Linked DNA regions of Homo sapiens: region 2 is linked to region 1. A link is a loop called in an ENCODE intact Hi-C map of the cell type or tissue named here. Cell type or tissue: PC-3. All regions are shown on one strand. Each heading gives the region's core, and the rest is flanking DNA. Links, peaks and the distances in the headings are about the cores only.

The links. Peaks named below come from ENCODE experiments on the same cell type or tissue, not always from the same donor. Only the 100,000 strongest peaks of a DNase experiment are listed, where the experiment ranks them.
Region 2: it touches region 1 in a loop (11-fold over the local background); 3 of 110 quality-filtered maps call a loop at or near these places.

What each region holds. Positions count from the first base shown.
Region 1 is chr6:133,095,785-133,104,132 of GRCh38, reverse strand. LINC00326 (long intergenic non-protein coding RNA 326) reads right to left here. Exons shown (of 4, transcript NR_026969.1): 2 at 7,570-7,623; 3 at 3,949-4,126. Among named protein-coding and RNA genes, the nearest start is that of LINC00326, 12 kb to the right of the region's middle. In PC-3, for the core only: no CTCF peak of the experiment used is centred there; DNase peaks (open chromatin) are centred at 2,092 and 4,392; H3K4me3 peaks cover 580 bases; H3K27ac peaks cover 3,592 bases.
Region 2 is chr6:132,965,335-132,973,682 of GRCh38, reverse strand. No RefSeq gene overlaps it. Among named protein-coding and RNA genes, the nearest start is that of LINC00326, 120 kb to the left of the region's middle. In PC-3, for the core only: no CTCF peak of the experiment used is centred there; a DNase peak (open chromatin) is centred at 1,892; H3K27ac peaks cover 3,789 bases.

The sequences.
Region 1 (8,348 bases), core at 70-8,069:
TTTTCTTCTAATTTTAAGAAGAACTTATTTGTTGTGAATATCTGAAGGACAAAAAATTTAAATTACTCATAATTACACTAGCTACAGCAAGTGGAATTATGGCTTATTGACTAATTATGTCAATATATCCTCCTTATTCAGCCATTTAGCATATACATTTCTGTGTCCTTCTTTTATTTTAACCTATTAGTCTGTCTGAATTTCTGATTATTTCCTTAGGAAAGTTAGTCTTTGTATGGAGATGATTCCCAAATTTACATCTCCAGTCCTGACCTTTCCACTGAGTTCCAAATATAAGCTCACATATAAAAGTTCTTCCTTAATGGCTTCAGGCATTTCAAAATCTAGGAGGCATCTCAAAGTCAATGGGGCCAAAGCAACAACTGATTCCCCTGCCACATTTCCCTGTTGAAACTGTCCCTCCCAAATGTTCCCATGTCATAAGAGATCCCCCAACATGGGTAGGCCCATTTGCTTAGGTCAATAATCCATGGGTCGTTCTTAATTTCTCTCACTGCAGCTTCCTCCATCCAAGAGCTATCGGCACCTCATTCAAAATGTGCCCTTCAAAGCTTTTTATCTCTCCTGGTGCCTGCCACACTCTAGTGTAGTCTCCATCATCTCGTCTCTAGACTGCTTCAGTAATCTTCTCATTAGCTTTCCTACTTGAAATCCTGCCGCCCTATGAAGCCTGTTCAAGAGTACACCACAATACGAATGGTTTTGACTTGTAACACGACTTGAAAATGTCAATCATCACACTGAGACTGAGAGCTAAGCTTTTAGATGTGCCATCTAAGGCCCATGCCTACCCCTTGCGCTCTTCCCATCAGTACTTTGCTGGTAAATGTTAAAAAGTGGGAGTAATAAAAGTCCTGGTTTGTAGCATTTGCTGATTACTCTGGTGTACATACTCCTCTGGTATAAATCCTTACTGATTTCAAGCTACCAGCGTGATGTCACTGACCATGCTATTGAAAAGAGATGTTTGTAATCAGCTCTTAGAGGCAATATGAACAGGCCACAGCACATCACTGGGACCCAGCACACTGGGTCTTTTTGTTCCCACTGCACACTCTTCTGCTTTAGAGCCTTTGCATCTCTTCCACCAGGACCACACGTGGCTGGTTACATATTGTTATTCGATTATCAGCTGAAATATCACCTGTGGTAATTAATTTGATGAGTCAACTTGGGTAGGCTACAGTGCTCACTTGCCTGGTCAAATAAGAGCAAAACCAACTTGCTTGGTCTTCATTGCCGTGAAGATAAATTAGGTGGGATTAGCATTTAAGTCAGTAGACTTTGAGTAAAACATCTCATCCTCCATAATATGAGCGAGGCTCATCCAACAGTTGAAGACCTTAAGAGAAAAGACTGAGGTCCCCGAAGAAGAAGAAATTCTGCCTGCAGACTGATTTCAGATGCAGTAGTACAACATCAATCCTTCCTTGGGTTTCCAGCCTGCTGGTCTGCCCTGCAGATTTCAGACTTGCCTGCTCCCACAGTCATGTGAGTCAATTTCTTTTTCTTTTCTTTTTTTTTTTTTGAGACAGAGTCTCGCTCTGTCGCCCAGGCTGGAGTGCAGTGGCACAATCTCGGCTCACTGCAAGCTCCGTCTCCTGGGTTCACGCCATTCTCTTGCCTCAGCCTCCAGAGTAGCTGGGACTACAGGCGCCTGCCACCAGGGTCAATTTCTTAAAATAAACCTTTCTCTGTCTTTGTTTCTCTCTCTCTACACACACACATATGTATGCACGTAAGTATGTAACTATCTATCTATCTATATATCTATCTGTCTATCTAGAGATATGTATACACACACTATTAAAATGTATATACATCCTACTGGTTGTTTTTCTGGAGAACGCTCACTAATACATCACCTCTTCAAAGAGAGTGTCCCTGACAACCCCTGGTCACTCTTTAACATATTACTCCAATTTATTTTCTTCACTCTACATGTCACTTTCTATAATATCTTACTTATTTGTTTATGTACATGGTTATTGTCTATTCTCTCTTGGCCCCACTAGAATGAAAGTACCATAAGAACAAGTACCTGGACTGCCTTGTTAATTGCTGTATCTGTCATCTCCTTTGCCTGTCATAAAGTGGTGCTTTTCAAAAGTGTGGTCAATGAGTAATACTAAGAAATGTAGTTAGGGGGTCAAAGAAGATATTTTTAAAAATGTAAGACTCTTGGTACTTTAAATGCTTTATAGAAAGCTTGTATCAATTAGAACTGTCATCAGTGTCAGTATTAGAGTGACTATCTCAATATTCTCTCATTTACATCCTGCATTACTATTTTGGACAAGTTCTGCTAATATAACCAACCCCTTAACCATCCTTTATGTCCTACTAGTCCACTACTCAAAAGAACATCATCGGATTAGACAACCTGACATACACATGTGGCTCACAGCATGATACAAAACACCTCTTTACTTTCCTTCTAAATGACCAACTGTGCATACTGAGGCTATCTCAGACAGACATTAGAGAGTCATCCTCCCCTTCCCACTATCTCAGTTTTATTTTTTTCTCTCCATCCTAGTCCTGGGGTCAAAGAGGGATCTCCAGTAGCATTGCAATCCTGCAAAATAGGAGGGAATCAAGAAAAACAGCTCCTCCAGACCCAGGCTCACAGCAAAACATTAACACAGCAATGAATCTGCTCTTATAAAAGGATACTTGTTCTCTGTCTCTTCCCTGTACTTGAAGAGTAGCTTGTTATTGTAGCTCTGTATTACATTTTTAATAACCAGTAAAGCAAGCCCCCCAGAATACCTCTTCAAGCATTTCTTTGATTTTTTATCCTTTATTCTTTCTATTATTCTCAGACTATGGTCTCGGAAGGGAAGTTGGGTGAGCAAACCCGTCTAGTATAGGGTTGGGCTGGCGGGTGGGATGGAGGATGTGTGAAATCCCATTGTATATCCCCTTGTCCTCACTAATCCAGCAGACAAAGTGATATCTCATTTTAAGTTGGTAACATGTTTTATTATATTTAGTAGTCACAAATATTTTCCTCATCTGTGAGCTCTTATTTAGAAACACTTGGACCTCTTTCCTATTGGCAAACTTACTGGTTGGCATGAGCTCTATTTAATGACATAACCCTTTGTCATTTTTCTGAAAATACTTTTCGAATTTATTGCTGATCCCTTAATTTTGCTTATGAAAGGATTTAATGTATCACAGCTTGGGCTTTTTATATTGATTTTTTTCTTCTTTAGTGATTACTTCTTTTTCTGAAATCTGGAATTATATTATTATTTATATAAATTATGTATCATTTTATTTTTTGACATTAATTTTTAATTTATCTGAAATGTGTTTGGTTATAATATTTGAAGATAGTTTATTTAATCTACTGTTACAGCAGCATTCATTATATATCTTTGTAATTTATTTGATTTTTCGATTGTATTTTTATTTAATGATTTTATTTGGTTTATTGGAGTTTTGTTTATTTGTTTGCTTATGGTTATTTGCAGTGGTACTGTTGTCATATAGAAAATACTTATCATAATTAGGACTTGTTTCTAGTTTTTTTTCCTATTTCTTGAATCTGCCTTTTGATTCTTGAATCTAAACCACTCTGCCTTGTTAATGTGGCCCTGTATTACATTTTTAATAACCAATAGATCAAGTCCCCCAGAATACCTCTTCAAACATTTCTTTGATTTTTTATCTTTTATTCTTTTATTATATGCATCTTCAACAGGTGCTACGAACTCAAGAAAATCCCACTAGGAGTCCCACTGTCATACACTATATCTAGAACCTAATATGAGAAAAATGTCTGCCTTTAAAATGTCGAGGCTCTTATCTAGCAGCACGAAAAGATTACTGACTCTTAATTAAAATAAAAAATTATGGTAAAGATATTAAATGAATAGGTGATAGGTGAAAACTATAGAGATAATTTTGGGTAAATACCTGATTTCTGGATCCAGGCCATAATACCAATCTTCCCATCTCCCACCTTCACACAATTGAACATTCTGATTCTTACTGAGCACATATTCTTCGTGATGAAAACGATTTTGTCTTCTTTCAACACTCAGTTGTATATGCTACACATTCAGATACCTGATGTAAATTTTTGACCTTGCGTCTACAACATACAACAAAGTTGAAATGAAAAAATCATTTCAACTTTCATTTGAAGTGTGAAGGAAGCATTATATATCTTGTAATACAGGAAGGAGATTACCAAAGGAAAGAGGAAAATGATCAAATTAAGCAAATCTCATAACTCTCTTCTTTAAACAGAGGGGTAAACCAAAGCTAAAAGCATTCCAATGCATGACTCAATTCTCCTCTTGATCTTGTATAGTTAAAGATTGTGTATTCACAGAAGGCTCACTTCACTAAGGAAACCACAGTGAATCTATTATGCAGGAGCTCTTATTTCAGGATGTTGCTGCAAGAATTCCTTAGGGTTTTTCCTGTAACCTTGAGCAACCTCTTTAAACATCATTCACCAGTCACACACAACTATATATAATCATACATTACAAGACAAAAAAAAATTTCCCTTACTTTCAATTAGATTAGAAAGCCATATTTTTCTCAAAAACATTTTTAGTCCTTTTACCCCAAAGTTTATAATTACTTCTTTTATTTATGATTGTATGGAACAACTACAATTCTTAAATTAAGAGGATTTTTCAATGAACTCTAACCTTTCTATTGCAGTGCAAGCATAAATACTCAATTGTTGTTTGATTATTTATCAAGGGCTGGGCTGTGGGCTTAAAGTTTCCCATTGCATTTTGTAATTTACTAGATGTTTTGGAAATATAAGAACAAAGGATAGCCAGAACTCCAGAAAAATGTGGTATCTGATGAAAATATGGGAGTTTTAAATCTTACTATTTCCCCAAATTAATTTGCTTATAACCAATTTCCTTCTCACTTAGAAAAAAAATATATCCTGGCCCCTAACTAAAGAGTCAAATATTAGAAAATGCTTCACAGGAGCATAAATACTGGAATTCCTCAGAAAAACAAAATTCTTCTTTAAGTGGGATTAGAACCCTATTAATTCATTGGATAATGACAATTCTGTTTTTTCCTTTACTCTTGCAAGAGTGCAATGATTGCACCTCTTTCAATCTAAGAAATAATTGCACCACTATTGTTTTATCATGATATAATACCTGTGTTTGCCTGTCAAATACAGTATATTGAGTTGAGAACTAAGTTTGAGAAAAGTAGTATATAATACGGCTAACGTCCCCTTCAAGTCCTAGAATAAAAACTTTAGACCTTCTTAGAGATAACTGTTAACAGTTAGGAATTCTGACATTACCACACATTTTTTTACAAACAATAAAGGTGTAAAAAGTAATTTATCATTTTTGAAAATAATAAATAATAAATGTGTATGTACAGATAATAGCAGGAAAAATCTGTATGTACACATTTATTATTTGTAAAAAAATGTATATACATATTTATTATTTGTAAAAACTAAGAGCATCATGAACCTCATAGTGTCTAGTAAATATATAAATTGTTTTTAAAGCCTCTATTAGTGATACAGGATCAGATCAAGATTATTAAAAGTGAAAATGAATTTGGTACAACGAAATTACTTCTTGGAGGCAGCATGTTATGAAACTCTTATCATGCTCTGTAGTTTAACTGGAAGAGTTTCTACAGTTTAGGATAGAACTGGAAAGACTTCACATAATAATTGATGAAGACATCTGAATAGCTGGTATTAAGGATACATTCACACTTTACTTCTTTCATTGCCAGAACTTTTAGGCCATCCGTAGAAGCAGTAAACTTTACTAAGGTATTTAGACAATAGAAATATTCAGGAAAAATAAAGATGCACATTCTGGAAAAAAAAAAACAGTTCAAATCATGTTTAAAACAATTGTGTTTACGCACAAGGAAAGAAAAAATAAAATTTAAAGCATGAGATAATTAAGTGGCTTTTGTGGACTGTTACACATTACCTGTAACAAAGGGGAATAAAGTCATTGAGGCTTTTTTTTAATGAATAAACATATTTTTATAAAACATGAAAAATTTCTGAAAACCAATAACAAAGATATCTGGTGTGTGCGACATCAACATTCATTTGACACATTTTTTATTACAAATTTAATATATACTAGATTATACTCAAAAACTTCCAAAGTTTCCATTGCCTCCTAGAGTCATGATTCTCAATTCTAGCCTAGAAAGCTTTTTTTAAATGCTTTTGTCTGAGTCTCTTTCTTGGATAATTCAGTCAGTATCTCTGAAGGTGGAGCCCAGGTATTGGTGTTTTAATAAGAGTTCCCCAGGTAAATCTAATGTCCAGCAGGCTCCCATTATTTTCCTATATGAGTGTATATGTCACTCTGTATGATTTAATAACTACATTTGCCTTGCATTTTCCAATCTCTAGACACATCTTTGCTAATGCTTTTCCTTCTGTGGACTTCTCATCCCTCATACCAAAGTTTAACCGCTTGTTAAGACCTTCACAAGACACTAACAGCTATTGAGTGTTCAATCTTCCCATTCTATAGAAGTATTTACATCCCATACTGTACTTCACAGCCAAGTGGAGAAAGTGAGTAAGCTAAAGGCAAGAGTAAAACGGGGCTTGATAACAAGGGTAGAGGGTGCTGTGAGAAAGCACATAGTAAGAGCACCTGACTCAGACTTGGAAATCTAGGAAAGCTCCTAAGGAGCTGGGGCCTGAGGGATGAGTGAAAGTCAGGAGAGGAAAAGAGCATGTTCAGAACAAGAAAGAGCATGTGTGGTGGCTTAGAGTCAAGAGACAACATGGGTTATAGAGCAGGAAGTGCTCTCTATATATAAGGTGGGAAGTGGTTGTTGGCAAGTCTAGAGGGAAAAACAGAGGCCAGGTTATGCAGATAGTGTCAGTTTCTGTTAAGAGCTTGGGTTTTAATTAAGGAACAACAGTGAGCTAGGGAAGAGTTTTAAGAAGAGGGTTAGCACAATAACAAGCAGTTTAGAAAGATCACGTTTGCTGTGGTGTAGAGGCAAAATTGATTTGGGTGGGAGCAAGGCTGGAGACAGGGAAACCAGTCAGAAGGTTTTTGCAATAATCAAGATGAAAGATTATGGTGGCATGAGCTGGGCAGTGCCAGTGGCTTGGGCTGTGACACTGTCTGGCACACAGCTGCAAATGCAGGATCGTTCTTTGTAGAGAACTCCCTAGAGAGCAGAAGAAAAAGTTTCCAGAGCCATCTGTATGGAAGTGGTGGCTTAAGCCATGGAAGTAGAAGAGTTTTCCAAAGAAAAAAAATTAGAAGAAGGTAAAGGACAGAACCTTAGGGAGTGCTGACATTTAAGGGAAGAGTCAAGAAGAGGCATGAAATAAAGAACAGGCAAGTACTGAAGGGAAGCAACTTAATCATGTATTGACTAAGGCAAGATTTTTGGACTCCTCCTTGGCAAACTTGTCCACTGGTACCTAATCAGGCATCTGATCAGGTAGCACAGCCATCTTTTATTGCATTATATTGTGTATCTGTGAATTATTATTCACAAAACTGGAGTATAGATTCATTTAATTTTGCATACCTTGTCTTAAACATGCAGAAGTTGGGTTCAGTGTAGCACATCTTGGTGTCACCCCTATAAAATATTAGTAGAAAAAAAGAAACTGAAGACCAGAAATGTTAACAAAAATAATAAAAAAAGAAGGGAGGCAGAAGACGACGATAGCAGGAAAAAATATAGTTTTAACAATTGATAGAGATGAGGAATAATAAACACAGTCCCTAGAATTTTATTAAGATGGCATCTGTAAAGAAAGAGGTTTCTCTGACTTTCCAGACAGGACAGGTTATATGCTCCCAGGCACTGTGTGATTCACCTTTGTAGCATGCTTCGAAATTGTTATAAAATACCTAATTATATAACTAGTTAAAGCGTGCTCCCAACTCGGGCTGGAATATAAGCATCTAGAGACCCAGGGCCATATTTGTGTCTCCAGCTACTAGAATAATATCTGACAGGTGGAACATGCTCATTAACTAGTTATTGAATAAATGGGGGAGGATAAAGAGATCTCACGTAGAAAGCACTGAAAGAGAAAGTACAAGATGAAGGGAGGTGGGATTCAGAGAGATGAGAAGTATGGCCCAGAATGCAGGAGTCAACAACTGTTGTAACTTGAAAAAGCACTAATCATAGGGTGGCCATATGTCCTGGTTTGCCGAGGACGTCTCCAGTTGACACCTGTTCCCTCAGTGTAATTATTAAAAGTGCCCCCTTTCATTCTCAAAAGAGTCTCAGTTGTTGTGATGAATAAATATCTAGAACATTTAACTAGATATTTGAATGGAACATCAGATAAA
Region 2 (8,348 bases), core at 236-8,235, 130 kb after region 1:
GGAAAGTAATGCTTTTTTAATTAGCTGTTAGAGGATTGAGTTTCCTTTGTGTGGATTGCATGCTGCTGCTCTCTCTCTCTCTCTCTCTGAACTGGTATCCAAAGTGGGTATCTCTTATGTCTTACATGCTCAGTATAACTCAGATGACTGAAGAATAGTCATAAAAGATTCATATTGGAGCTGTTTTATAAAAATTTTCACAGCTGGCAAAAAAATAGAGAAAGAAAACATACTTGAAATAACAGAGTTCTCAGGAAAACGAGAGATCTTTTTAAAGGCTATCTCGGTAAATAGTAGCTGCAAAGAGAAAACTGTTTTGTTGCAATTCTTTGGCTGCAAAAATAAAATAAACATAATTTTTAACCCTAATGTGCAAAATATAATTTCCTCCTAGGAATTGGTCCTTCCATTTAAAGGTAAAACGAACCCCTGAAACAGTTCTGGTTTGGCAGAGTTTGCAAAAAAAAAAAAAAAAAAAAAATCAAAGCAAGCATCCGTGACTAATTCGATGGCACTGTACTTCTTCTGCATCTTTTGTGAGGCAGGATGTTCACTTCAGAAAAAGCTGATGATTTTTATGCCTAAAATAACTAATTCAGCAGTATGTGAAACCACTGTGAAATGAAAATGGGAGTGCACAAAACACTGATACATATTCAAACCACATGCTTTTTATTTAAGTGTAAAATTGTTGGGTTACAAAAGAAACACTCCAGCTTATAATATGAACTTCTAAGTAGTTTCTAAATATAGTGACTAGATATGATGGTCTGGTATCAGGGCTGAAGTTATATAAAGATCCTCAAAGTGAATTTTCAACATTATGAATCAAAAATAAAATCAATTGTTTGTATGCAATGTATAAATAGATCCAGACTCTAACTCTTTTGTCTGGTTTCATGTCTAAACTAGTCTATTGATTTTCTATATGGCTTTTTGTTTTTAATTTCATTGATTTCTATTCTTTTATTTATTTTCTTCTTCTTGCATTTATTAAACCCAAATATTTCTTATGGTTTCTGAAAGTAAAAGTTTAGATAGTTGATTTGAGTGCCTTCTTCTTTTGAGATCTTTCTTCCATCATGAACTTTTTTCTCTCTCTCTCTTTTTTTTTTTCTTTTTTCATTAAGAGGTAGTATGATATTTAAGAGAATGAGATCTGGATCCAAACTGCCTGAGTTTGAAAGTCACCTCTGCCACCTACTAGCTGTATGATTTTGGGAAAATTACTTAAGCTCTCTGGGTCTCAGTTTCTTAATCTGATAAATGGGCTTAAAATACTTTTTGCTTATTAGATTTTTTTAAGGAATAAATGAGTAAATATATGCAAAGAACTTAGAAGTTTTTGCAATATGTGCAATTTGCATGCTATTACTACTTCAAGTAGCATACATTTGTAAAATGTGTATGCTGAACAAGTATATTTTACATTAAATAACCTAACTTCCTTTAAATAACACATCATCATTAGTAAATAATTCCTTGTTTTTTTTTTCATTTGTGATTCATTTCTCACTATATAAACAAAATATTGGGTTGTATTTAGAAATGAGGAGGAAAATCTACTTATGATGTTGATGGCATCTATCATTCAGTGAAGGTCTCTAAGCCAATCACATACAGTTTCAACCCAGATAGTCTTGGAGAGGTCTCTGCATGAGACCTCTGCATGTCTTGTTTATGGCAACCAATGATTAATTAGAATTGTCTTTACTACCTAACTAAGCTCCAGGAAATTAATTCATTAGTAAGCTATGTTTTTTTCTCTTTTGAGTGACATGGTGAATACATTGTTTAAACAAACAATCACAAAAGCAAATATTAATCATTCTTTAAGAGTCATGACTATAAGACCAGATGAACTGCACAATTTTTTAAAGAATCAACAATGAACCAGTTTTAGACGTCCCAAAATGATGTAGCTTTGCTGGTTTCATGCGTGACGTTAAGCAGGCAAATACTTCTTCCTACATCTTTTGGCTTTGGACAGAAAAATTGGTCTGTATGATCTGAAACATGAACCATATTTGATGTCATTTGAATTTTTAGCTTGGTAAGGTTGAGTTTTTCCCACAAAGGGTCATAATGGCTGTCAAAAAAAATCCACATATAAAATTTGTTTACCACAGTGTAAACAAGCCATTTAATCTGCAACCGGTCTGGCTGCACGTGAGGATGCCAAGCAAAGCACCAGCAGAGCTGAATGATGTTCACAGTAGAGATTCGTGTAATTACACGACTTTTAGCCAACACCTGGCATCTTTGCTTATAATGTGTGTATATGGGATTGGCAGCCAGGAGTTGTGGGCAAATACAATTAAAATGAGAAAATCAATTTTATTGAGCACTTATTATATGCCAGGTAATGTGCAAAAGAAGCCCTCTATGGATCATCTCATTTGTTCATTTGAATGAAAGCAGAATTACAAAAACCTTCTAAAATGGACAATTGTGTGAGGGTTGCAGGTAACAAAGATGAGCTGTTTTGGTCTGTTGGGATATGCATCACTGAATATGATTTTAAAATGCTCATTTGTGGCTGGACGCGGTGGCTCACGTCTGTAATCCCAGCCCTTTGGGAGGCTGAGGGGGACAGATCACCAAAGGTCAGGAGTTTGAGACCAGCCTGGCCAACATGGTGAAACACCGTCTCTACCAAAAATATAAGAATCAGCTGGGCATGGTTGTGGGCACCTGTAATCCCAGCTACTCAGGAGGCTGAGGCAGGAGAATCATTTGAACCCGGGAGGCCGAGGTTGCAGTGAGCCAAGATCACGTCATTGCACTCCAGCCTGGATGACATGAGTGAAACTCCGTCTCAAAAAAAAAAAAAAAATGCTCATTTGGGAAGGGTTTTTTATGCCTCTGTTTCTCTCTGTGTTATGCTATTGCAGTGCCCTACCTGAAATAGCTAGAGTTCTCATTGTTTATACGCACACTCATATTCAAATATTAATGAATGTATGCAGCTTAAAATGTATTGCTCTCATTGAAAGAAATCTGTTACTGGGACAGGTTTTAGCTACATATTTTTATTAATCTTAATTATTTTTGCTGAGATCTAGTTTTGAAGGGAAAATGCTGCCCCTCTGGTGTTTCATCTCATTAAACTACTCCATGAAAAGGGTTTGCTAGAAATGTATAAACAAATGCAGCATTATGGGTCTAATTAGCTAGAAGAATACCTGTATAAATGGAATTTGTCAGTCACAAAGCAGAGACCCTTCCCCCACTTACTTATATAATAATCCTGGCTTTCAGAAGACTAATCTCTACACACCATCTATACAGCATCTAATTTCCTCATCAAATTCCTCTGCTGGGTTTAGCCATGCCTGTCAACTTCCCAGCTCCCTCTTCAATAACTGAGTTTATTCTTAGTGTCTCGCCAATGAACATTCCTATGAGCACACCCATGAAAGAATTAAGTCCAAATTTCTTTATTGCTCCCTCTTTCAAGAAAGGGTTTTCGGCTCACTCTCCTGGGAAAGGTCACAGGTAATTTTGGCTGGTCACTTTTGGGTGGCAGATTGCAGCCAGCACATTGGGCTCTTTTGTTTAATGGTCTCACTGACCACCAAAGGCGCTCACAAGCTGGAGTGAGACCGTTTGGAACAGGGAGGAGGCAATAATGTAGGCAGGACCGCCAGACTCAGTCTCCCTTTAAACACAAAGTAAATTGCTTATCTTTCATTTCAGGACAAATGTAGCTGTTCTGCAAGCAAACTTATATTCCTTATTGCTTATACACTAACTTTGTTGAATGTCTGAAGAGTTTTAAGGCCACTTTTTGTGATGGAAAAAGGGCCATGAATGGCTTGAAAGCAAACTCCTTTTCATGTTATTTGACAGTGGAAGTTCATTTAAATCTTTCACACTGAATCTCTTTGAAATGGCTGTCTTTCTAGATGCTCAAAAGGAAAGTGGGCCCTCAGTAAATTGTAGAAATTCATAGCCACTGAACTGACCATTTTTAAAATAGTCATCATCTATGGTGCTATGAAGGTTGAATCGTATGCCCCCCAAACAAAGATGTTACAATACTAATCCCCAGTACCGCAGGATGTGGCTTTATTGGAGATAAGGTTTTTACAGAGGAATCAAGTTAAAATAAAGTCATTAGGGTAGGCTCTAATTCAACATGATGGTGTCATTATAAAAAGGGGAAACTGGACACAGGGACACACACATATACATACTGTGTGAAAAAGAAGACAGAGATCAGGATGATGCAGCAGAAGCTAGACTGCCAGCCAACCACCAGATGCTAAGACAGAAGCAGGAAACAGACACTCACAGCCCACAAAAGGAGGCAAACTTGCCAACACCTTGATCTTGGACTTCTAGCTTCCAGACGTATGAGACAATTTCTGTTGTTTAAACCAAACAGTGTGTAGAACAGTAACTTGTCAGAGCAGCCCTAGGGAAACTATTAATAGCATAAATGTTAATGATAAGTTCAAGGATTTTTTTCAAAAGATAGGTGGAACTGAAGATTCATTCTTTGCCCACAAATAAATCAGTGGTGGTTCTAAAGGTGTAGAATAGATTCTGCTGTTTCATAGGCTTCTTCTTGAGCAAATTAGACATGCTCTTTCCCTCTACCTACATGACTATCTAAATCGGATAAGTGGGCTGGGCACAGTGGTTCACGCCTATAATCCCAGCAATTTTGAGAGACGGAGGTGGGTAGGTCGCTTGAGATCAGGAGTTCAAGACCAGCCTTGGCAACATGACAAAACCATGTCTCTACTAAAAATACAAAAATTATCTGGGCATGAAGGTGCACACCCGTAGTCCCAGCTGCTAGGCAGGCTGAGGTGGGAGGATCACCTGAGCCTGGGGAGGTCGAGTCTGCAGTGAGCTGTAATCGTGCCACTGTACTCTAGCCTGGGCAACAAGTGAGATCCTGTCCAAAAAAAAAAAAAAAAAAAAAAAATTATTGGGGCAACAAAAGAAAAAATAGGCAAATTGGGCTACATCAAAATGTAAATAAATAGATTGCGTAAGTCCTCTTATTGCCCTCAAAAGCTAATAAAACCTCTGAGCCAGAGTTCCTCAACCTCCACAACACTAACATTTGTTGTGGGGACTGTCCTGTGCATAGTAATATGTTTAGCAACATCCCTGGCCAGTAGATGCCAGTAGCAATTTCCCCTGGGTTGTGACAATGTCTGCAAACATTTTCGGCTGTCCCTTCAGTTGGGAATTGCTGCTGTAAACATATTTCCAGGGAGTAATTGTGATCTTTTAACACACACACACAGAAAGAATTATAATTGACATGCCCTAATTCTCAGGTTTTGTGGCCTTCAGAAACTTTCTCCAAATCTTCGTAATAAATGCCTTGTTTTATTCACAGGCAAACCAATTCTATTCAATTCTATTATTTACTAAAGGCCTCTCATTTACATCTCTACGTGAGGATGGAAACTCCTTGCCACATGAATTTCACAAAACTGACCTCAGAAAGGTATGGATTAAAGCTCTTGCCTAGGAAAGCTTGGTAGGCAAAACGGTCTCTGCCTCAAATACTCACCTCTGCCATTGAATCATGAAAGTCATAAACACTATGTTTTCAAATGAACATGACTGTGCTCCAATAAAAGTTTATTTATGAAACCAGGGGAATGGCTGGATTTTGGCCAGGCTGTAGTTTGCTAACCATTATTCTAAAAAGAATAAATAGCTTTATCTTTCCATGTGTCACTACTGATGCTTTATATGTTGGTGCTTTATTGAAAAGTCACTCCAGATAAAAACTATGCTGATCTTTTTTCATTAAGTCTTTATATTCCTGTATATGATTGAGAATACTAATAATTACATTGGATATCTCAATCATGGGATAAAATCAGGGCTGAGGACATCAGCCATTCATTGCAGTAAAGAGAAAGATGGTTGGTTCTTATGTTTCACTTCTGCTCAGGAGGGCAAATTGGACCTGCCTGGGCTGTAGGCCTACTGTACCATCCTATCTATGGCATGGCTGCAAGGGCCACTGCTAGAGCCTGTGGGCCTTTATGGGTTGGCCCTTCTCCTGCTGACCTAAACAACAGTAAGGACTGATTTCCTGGTCTGACTGCACTGGAAGCCCTGAAGGCAAGGCCTGCATTGCATTCATCACTGTGTCTCTGAGGGCCCAGTACAAGGAATGTCAGAAGCACTCAAGAAATTGTGCTCAATTCATGCTCACAAATCTTTGATCTCCCTGGTACAGACTTAGTGGTATCACAAAAGAGATTTAACCTCAGTGAACAGAATACAGTTCGAAGAACAGAGTTTAGGACACAAAAGTAGTTTCAAAATAACCTCAGTTATTTATTTCTATTTTTAACACCATAAGGGGATTTGTAGAACAGAGATACATCTTTAAAATTGCCCTTTTTCCCTGCTATCCATGTCTTTGTTAAATTTAGTTTATTTTAAAAATATACATTAATACCAACTACATGCAGGACAATGTTCCTAACACCAGGAATATGGAATCCTGCCTTCAGGTCAGAAAGAACTCTCATTCTCCTACAACAAATTTCTCAGAACAAAATCCCCCCAACCCTGGCATTAGTGCCTCCTGTCATCCTTTCCCTTCCCTTTCCTTCCAGTTCTTAGTTATTAAACCAAAAGAGCAGTCTGCTAACAAGCCAGGCTCCTCTTTAGAAGGCAGTGCAAATGAAAAACTGGGAACTCACAGGAATAATTATTTAATCGCAGAACAACACATCCTGCATCTTGATGTATGATGTTGTGTTTTGAAGCTCCAAATCAGAATTCAAACAAACTTCTGTTCCTTTTGAAAAACAAAGGACTAGCTACTTCCCCTAAGGCAGAAGAGAAAATGAGATGTTTGACAAGAAGAGGAATATAACAACCACTACTACCATTTATAATTTGATGTTCTTTATAGTAGGTAATTTGTGGCATGCACAATGTGGACACACTTTTCCCTCTCTTGAGAATGCCAGTCCTGTTGATGTTCAAAACCTACACACCATTTGTACTGAGCATGAATGTATTAGTTTTCTCTTCCTGCATTAAAAAAATTACTACAAACTTAGCAGCTTGAAGCAACATCCATTTATTATATAATTACACAGCATAGCAGAATTTCTGTCCGAGGACTCACCACACTGAAATCAAGATGTCAGCCAAGGTCAACATCCCTAGATGGGATAGAAGAGATGATGGGATAGAAGAGGACTCCATGTCCTCTTTCAAACTCACAAGATCTTGACTGAATTCAATTCCTTGCTGCTGTAAGACTGAGGCCTCTACTTTCTTTCTGGATGCAAGGTCAGCATCTCTTAGCTCTGAGAGGCTCCCGTAGATCTTGCCTTGTGGTCCTCCCAAGGGCTGTTTCAGTCTCACAACACAGCAGCTGACTTCTTCAAATCCAGCATGAGCATCTCTCCAACCTCAAGGAGCACTCAGTCCCTCTTTTATAGGGTTCATTTAATTAGAATAATCTCTGGGATTGATCTCCCATCATATTCACAAGTTGCCCACATTGAAGGAGAAGACAGTATACAGGAAGTATGCACTGGGGACAGAAATCCTGAAAGGCCACCTTAGAATTCTTCCTACCATTACTGCTGCAATGACATTGGCAACAACTTATCCCAAACCACTATATATAAGAGTTTGAGCAGGTTGAGCACCCCAAATCTGAAAATCCAAAATCTGAAACACTCCAAATCCAAAACTTTTGAGCACCTATAGGTTACTCAAAGGAAATATTCATTGAGGCATTTTAGATTCTGGATTTCTGAACTTGGGATGCTCAACTGATAAGTATAATGCAAATATTCCAAAATCTGAATAAAACTTGAAAGCTGAAACACTTCTGGTGCCAAGCATTTCAGATAAGGGACACTCAACCTGTATATATACTCTGTATGCATATAGAGTGTGTGTGTGTGTGTATATATATATATATATATATGTATATGTATATATATATATATATGTATATGTATATATATATATATGTATATGTATATATATATGCATATACATACAGAGTATATATATATGCATATACATACAGAGTGTATATATATATACTCATATATATACACACATATAGAAGTTTAAATATATGCTTTTACTATATATAAGATTTCATATATATGTATATATGTGTATGCAGAGTATATATATGTGTGTGTGTATATATATTATATATATATTCTGTACAAATACACACTAACACACATACACTTAGGAACTCACTTTTAAAGATGGACTCCCAAAATATATAAAATCATGCACATAAGATCCTCAACCATCACATAGAATATTTATTATGTATTTATTAAGACTATTCCACCTAGTGGCATATGCATTTA